Linked DNA regions of Homo sapiens: region 2 is linked to region 1. A link is a contact called in ENCODE Hi-C or POLR2A ChIA-PET data. All regions are on one chromosome and are shown on one strand. Each heading gives the region's core, a stretch centred on a gene start or an enhancer-like site at or near the end of the contact. The rest is flanking DNA. Distances are from core to core; before and after follow the strand shown. Region 1 holds the start of RTL1 (retrotransposon Gag like 1). Region 2 holds the start of MEG9 (maternally expressed 9).

Region 1 (3,548 bases), core at 932-3,431:
TTCGAAATAGTCCAGGGGTAGGGGTTGGGCAGTGGGAGTAGAGGGACAGTTTAGGGTTTAGATGAAACAAGAGGGGCCAGGGTTTGACGGCAACCGTGTCCGGGTAATGGCAAGATGAAAATTGAGTAAACAGTAAAAATACGTACTATTTTCTCTACTTTTGTGTTGTTTGCAATTTCCCATAATAAAGGGATTTTTAAATCAACAAGTGAAAATACAGTGCAGAAGATGAAGGGCTGGGGGTGAAGGGTGCCATTTAAAAGAACAGAGGGGCCTGGGGTATGAGAGAAATTTTCTGGAGTAGCAGGGAACTGATTCACAGGGGGCAAATGCCTCAAAGTGAAAAGGGAACTAGAGGGGCTGGATCCAGAGGGAAGAGAATCATTCCACGTTGAGTGGACGGAGGACGATGTACCAGGGTGCAGAGTGTTGCGGAACGAGACACCCGCCAGCTGCCCAGAGACCCTCCTGCAGCCCCCAGCGCTCCTCTCCCCACTCTCCCTCCCAGTCCCTGCCTCCCCGAGCCCTCCAGCTCTCTCCCTGACCCCTGGCTGGAAAAGGGCCTGAGGGTACCACTCTTCAAGGCAGAGCGGCCACCTGATGAGCCCTTCCCTGGGACTCTGGTCCCAATTTGGTTACTGGGACAACGCTGTCTCCCATTAGACACGCTTTGAAGGAAGACCCTGGAGTGACCGGCTCAGTCATGCTGGGAAGGATTCAGCTGTCTAGCTTTCAAATGCCTTTTTTTTTTTTTTTGGCTTTTTTATTTCTTTTGGAAAGATAAGAGTTGATGCTTTTACCCTAAAACTGTGTGCCAAGCCGCTCTGGCTATCCTCAGCCCCACTCTTCCCCTATCTCTGTAGCCCTCCTTTCCGTCCTTCATAGGCTGCAAGCTGACTGGCGCCCGACCCCAGGTCCACACCCACCTCCCTCTACCCCCTGGTCCATGCACCACTCCCGGCCTCCTCCCCCACTCTTCTCTTTCTGGCCCCGCTGCAGAGTCTCGGGCCCCTCGGCTTCCTGGGCGCCTGGCCACCACGCAGCGCCTGGAAGTGCTCCCTCCCTCATCTCTCGTTCCCCACTTTGGAAAGCCGGCCACCGGACAGGACAGCTCCCGGGACAGCTCCCGCAGCCTGCTGCATTGCAGCGCAGCCGTCTGTGAGGGAGGGGCGCAACCTGCAGCCCCCGCCCCCCGCCCCGACCACCCCCGCCCAGCAGCCCCCAGCCCCGGCACGGCCGGCTCCCCCGCCGCACCGCACGCATCTGTCGCAGTTAAAAGCGCCGCTGCCAGAGCAAAAGCGCCGGTCCCTCTTGACTGTCCCCCTCCTCACTTTTCGGGCTCAGAAATGTGGCCCAGGCAGCCCCCTTGTGGCACGTGGGGGCGCCACAGACTCTTGGCTGGTGTCTGAAGAATTCAGACTGTCTGATTCCACCGCACCGTGAGTTGGCACAAATCTTCGGTGGCCCAACTCCTACCCGATGCAGAACTCTGCTCAGCGGCCTCTCTGAGTGGGGGGCACCTCTCCCCTCCCCTCTCCCCGTCCACACCTCTCCCTTCTCCCTCCAGGGAGGAAGCGAAGGAACTCTCCTGTTGAATATTGCTCTGACAAGCAGACAGGTGTCTGGCAAACGTGATTGGGGTGGTGGGGGAAGGGGGGGGCCAGGAGGGTGGTGGGAATGGGGGCTTTTCTCGAAATGACGTTTGGTTTCCATCTCTTATCTCACAGATGGGAAACCGAGGTGCGGGGAGGGCCATAGTCCCTGTCTGTGTCAGAGTCAAGGCTGGAGATCCTCCTCCAAGTCCAGCCTGGGGCATTTCCCTGAGGTGCCGGGGCACCCTTAAGACGTACCCCTCTTCCCCCTCCCACTTGTCCAGCCCCTCCAGATCTGGTTCTCCCCGTCCGGAAGCCCTGGAGGGCCCCTGGATGTTCTCTGTCCTCTCTAACTCACTGTCCACACAAACAAGCCCAGCCCCCTCCGTCTCTATCTGCAATCTACTTGCAGACAGGCAGGGCCCTCTCCACATCAGGTTAATAATGCCATTTTCATAAGCCTCTGCCCATAGGTGCTACCACCTAATTTTGAATCTGCCCTTCAAACGGATTGGGCCACAGAGGAGCTGGGATCTCAAGCACCGCTGGGAGGTGCTTATAACTAATCAATCCGTCCCCTGCCCACCCACACCCCCCCAGCACTCGGCACAGCCTCGCTGAGCAGCCTTCAGCAGCAGGGTGTGGTGGGGAGCCTCGGAGAGTCTGGGGTTCCATCCTGGCCCAGCCTCACACCAGCTGAGAGACGGTGAGTATAGGACTTTGCCTTTCTGTGCCTCAGTTTCCTCATCAATCTAATGGGGCTCATGAGACCAGTGTGCAGGGTTATTGCCCGGGTGAGTTCTTTGCAGACAGCCCAGTTCGGGACTTGGCTCCAAGACGGGGCTCCATAAATCTCCATGCCTGCACCCCCTCTTGATCACCTCAATTTCCAGTGTCTTATTCCCTGTTTGTTTCCCCCACCAGACCGACTGAGCTTCGAGGACAGGAAGCCACCGGCATCACTAAGCCACCGGCATCACTTCATCCCCAGCCTCACGCTTGGGACTGGGCCCGGGGAAGGTAGGTACACTGTGGTGGCTTGGAGAATGAGTGCATGGATGGATGTCTGTCCCATAGTCTATGGGATGCCCGGACCCCGCTGAGTTTCTCCTCCCCAGACCCCTGTCTAAGCTGGCCCTTCAAGGAAGCCGCCGGGAAAAACTGTTCCTTTATGCCTTCATGCTTTACCCCTCGTGCTGTTATATACAATGCAAATTCTCGGTCTATTAAATGCAGATGTGGGCTCTGCATGTCATTTATGCTGCCTGCTGCATCTACTGTGAGTTCCACAGGCCGGGGGCTGCCTCCGGCTGACTTGATTTGTGCGATTAAGCCAGCAGAGGGGACTCTGCCAGGAGAGGTTCCCGTTTGTATTGGGAGCAGGGTCTTGAAAGGCCAGGCTGTTTTCTCTCTTGCGACACTTGTTACATACCTCTCTCTCCCTCCCTGGGTCCCACCGTCTACTCCACAAGCATTTATGAAGTGTCTGATGTGTGCAAGCCTACACTTATCTCATTTAGTCCTCACTTCACGCCAGTGACGGAGAAACTCTCATCTCCATTTCACAGGGGAAAAGCCGAGTCTGAAAAGTAAAGGGAATTGTCTTGCAGCTAGAGAGCAGGGAGTCAAGCCGGTCTGCCTGGCTCGGGAGCCCCCAGCCCTGCTGTGGCTGCCTACTGCTGCTGCTGCTGCTGCTGCTGCTACTGCAGGGCTGACCAGGGCTGGCCGGGAGGCCAGCAGCTCCTGCAGAAAAGGCAGGGGGCTGCATACAGAGCGTTCTCCCTAGCAACTGGAAAAGGGGCCATAGAAAACCCAAGAGGGCTGAGAAGCCGCTCAACAGATAGACATGGAGCAGCTGGCCCCAGGAGGGGAGCACCACGCCCTCCCCTGGGCTTTTAGCAGAACAGCAGGGCAAAGGGCTCTGTCCCAGGTCTAAAAGAACAGAGACAGAGGTGT
Region 2 (3,533 bases), core at 798-3,297, 170 kb before region 1:
TTCCGGCCTGAGTTAATTACACTTTAAATTGGCATGTTTACTGATCGGGGAATTTCAAGTTAACAGAGACAGCGCCCCCTCCCCAACTGTTTGTACAGTAGAACTCAGCAGGCTGGCGGGCTCCCCCAGGCCTTGGCAGGTCCTGCCGCTCCCCTGCCAACGAGAGAGCATAACAGAAACATCTATTTTTGAGTGTTAGAGAAAACGAAGATCTCACAGATGGCGGGAAGCAGCATTCTGGATGGTTTCCTGCACCCAGGCTCTGTGCACCTTCTCAGCAGCCTCTTGCCCCAGGAAAGACCAGGGCCTTTGGCCTCTCGGGACCCTGCAAGCTAGCTGCCTTGCACAGGGGGCTGTCTGCCTATCCCATCGTCGAGGGCCGAGCCTGGTCGAGGCTCCCCATGCTGTAGCACTGTCCAGTTGGCTCTGACCCCTTCTCCTTGGAGCAAGGCTGTGTGGGGTGCGGAGGGGGCTCTGGGCAGGAAGCAGGAGTCCCTGATGCATTCATTCACTCAGCACACACCAATGGAGCGAGGAGCTACACCAAATAAAGTGGTGGCCTGATCTCTGCCTTCTCAAGACCGACCCTAATAATGGGCCTGGGTCTCCCCTAGACCCCATGTACCTTGGAAAAATCCCATCCCTGCTCCAGGCCCAAATAGAGGCAACCAGTGGATCTTCTGATGGATGCAAACCCAAGGAATGCCTCCGGGGACAGGCCAGACCCCCAGCTCACAGCCACATCTCTCCTGGCAGAAGTGGCCTGATGTGGCCACCCCCGCCCCAGGCCTTGGTTCATGGTCGGGATCAACCGCAGGCTCTGCCGTGGGATGTCCACACCCTCAGGACCCGCCGGGTGCCCTGTGCTGCCCACAGAGGAGAGACAAGGCCAACAAGCATCACTGAGCACTTTCTCTGGACTCAGTCCTGTGCTAGGTACAGGGATGCCATTGTGCACAAGTCAGAAACAGCCGCGGCCCCAGCAGAGCCTGCAGTCTGGGTAGGGAGATACTTGCTGATCTAAGAATCAGAGCAGTGGATATCTGACTGCAAATTGAGACTGCCTGTGAAGGATGAATCAGGGAAGGCTTCCTGGAGGAGGTGGCCTCCCAGAGCTCAGCTTGTCCTTCCTTGAGGTCCTTTCCATTCCCAGTCCCCCTCTGGTCACTCACTTGGCCCAGGGCCTAGGGCCTTCGGGCAGGCAGTGCAGCTGCACAGGCAGGTGCTGTACCTGCTCCCCTGCACGCTGCTGGGATAACGGGAAAATGATGAATGAGGCCCCATCATGCCCTGCTTCCCGGCCCTCAAGCCCATTCCCATCCATGACAAATTGTCCCTCTACCTCCACAGGGTCTTTTCAGCAGCCTCGCCTGGGAAGCCTTGGCAGCACTTGGTGGAGATTTATGCCCATCTTCCCCAGATTCTTCTTTGTTTTTCTGCTTCTTTATTCCCTCAAAATATGCTTTTATTTATTCATTCCACAAACGTTCTCTGAGTGCCTCCCGTGTGCTTCCTCCTGGTGATAGAGAGATCGGGTTCAGTACACCCTCCTGTGTTGAACACCTGCTTTGCACTGGTGTCTATGGTCAGATTTCATCCAAGGAGACAGGCATGAACTAAGCACCTACTATGAGCCAGCACTGCCGAGCCAAGGGCCCTGGCTTCTAAAAGCTCTGCCACAGGGTGGCCGAAACCCCAGCCCCTTGGGTATTGAGGTCCTGGCTTGGTGATTTTGCAGCCCTTCTTGGTCTGGGTCGCCTCAATTTTTACAAAGAAGGAAGCCGCTCGTTCATCAGAGGTGGGTCTTGACCCCAGAGTCTCAACCCCAAAGCTGGGGAGACAGTGCTCAGAACAAAAGCCACAGCAATGCACCCTGCCCTCTGTGGACCTCAGTTTTCTTACCTGTCCAAGGGTGTGAGCAGAGAGGCAGGACAAGAAGGGAGCAGCCCTGACATTTGGGGGTTCTCTGAATCCTTGAGGACCCCTGACGACCGTGAGCTCCGTGGGTCTCCAGGACTGCACCAGCCAACGTGTCTGTGCAGAGTGGTGGTACACAGACAAGGGTGGGGGTGGTGAGGGGAGCACCTGGTCCCACCCAGGAGAGATCAACCAGATGGTCTCAGCGCACCCACCACCTTCACTAGGTCTTGTTCACTCCATGCAACTGAGGCAGTGAATATAGCCCTCAACTGCCATCAAGCGGAGTGAAAAACACAGGTCAACATAGGTCTTTGGTATTTGGATGCCCATCATGCTTTGAGTCTTCTGACAAAGCAAGCAGCCCTCTCCCCAGGCCAGACACGCACCAAAGCATCCCACTTCATGGGTGATGGCACCAAGTTGGAGAGATGACAGGTGAGTACAGAGAAAAAACCATGAATATTCTGGCAAGCTAAGTCTGGGGGAAAGTGAGCCTACCTCATCATATGATACCAAGAAAAGAGGCCCATTCGGTGAGCGATCTGTCTTCCAGGACACAGGGGCTATTCCTAAAGCCCGTGCAAGCAGGGTGGGTGAGAGCACACAGCCTGGAGCCAGACCCTGCCCCACCTCCAGCTGGGTGACCTTGGTTGACTCACTCAACCTCTCTGCGCTCCATTTCCTCAACTATGGAAAAGAAACTGTCTCCTCACAGCAGCTGATGGGGCCCAGGACCAAGGCAAGCGCCCCAACACGACAGCTATTACTTCTCCTCTTATCTCCCGCTGAAACAACAAGGAAATGGGAACGGAGGTCCAGGTTGTTCAATTTCCCAACCACGTCCAGGAGACATAGTGGGGATAAACCGGGCCCTTGCACTGGAGAAGGGAGCACACCTCGTGAACTTGGACCGGCGGCAGGGTTTACACACCGCACTGAAGACGGGACAAGTCACAGAGCCTCTGGTTGAAGGGTCCATGGAGACTTTCATCCTGGCCACCTGTGGGGCACACGTTCTTATTTGGCTTATCTGATGAGAAAGGCCCTTTGTTTATTTTTTCTTCTCCGCAAACAATAGATAAATCAATCATTTTTGCTTTTAATGAAATTCTGCATCAAGTGGCACAGGGTCACTGTGTTTGGGTTAGAAATCGGCGGGGAACATGCACGCTGCTGCATGCCGGGCCGACGCCGGACTCACCCCCTAATTCTCAAGTGGCGCGTGATGCACCCAGCACTCTTCCTGAGTGGTGGCCTGGGAGACTCGGCGGGGGGGCCGTGCCTGTTAACGCCGTGGTGTGCGGGGATGGTTATATTGAAGCTATTAAATAAGGCTAATGTCACTCTTCCCCTCACACACACATTTAATATATTCCAAAGATGTGTAGATGCATTAACAGCAATTTTCATCTCCAAATGTTCCCATTTAGTCAGCCCCATGCATAAAATATGAGCCCTAACACCACGCTCCAGCCCGTTGCAGATGGAGTTCCCCAGAGCATTTGGCTCTCAGCGCTGGGGCGTTTGCTGGAGGGGCGGGGGCGCGATCAGTCGGCATCTGCAGGGGAACACAGGGCCTGTCACTTCCTCTGGGGCTTTGGTGCCCCCACCCC

The links. A loop is a pair of places that touch in the nucleus more often than their neighbours do. ChIA-PET counts read pairs that join two places held with the same protein, here RNA polymerase II (POLR2A). Pooled maps may share reads with other maps.
Region 2: a map of endothelial cell of umbilical vein shows a loop between it and region 1 (2.7-fold over the local background). The contact joins the promoter of MEG9 here to the promoter of RTL1 in region 1. A Hi-C loop is called at or near these places in 4 of 168 maps with a recorded cell type or tissue (HepG2, MCF 10A, PC-3 and 1 more), 1 of 37 single-sample maps with no recorded cell type and 1 of 50 pooled maps. POLR2A ChIA-PET finds 5 or more read pairs at or near these places in 1 of 52 experiments (PC-3).

What each region holds. Positions count from the first base shown.
Region 1 is chr14:100,902,355-100,905,902 of GRCh38, reverse strand. It overlaps RTL1 (retrotransposon Gag like 1), which reads left to right and starts at 2,181. Exons shown (of 4, transcript NM_001134888.3): 1 at 2,181-2,298; 2 at 2,517-2,612. The region is part of intron 5 of MEG8 (maternally expressed 8, small nucleolar RNA host gene); the gene reads right to left.
Region 2 is chr14:101,068,425-101,071,957 of GRCh38, reverse strand. MEG9 (maternally expressed 9) reads right to left here and starts at 2,047. Exons shown (of 2, transcript NR_047664.1): 1 at 1,903-2,047; 2 at 1-1,516.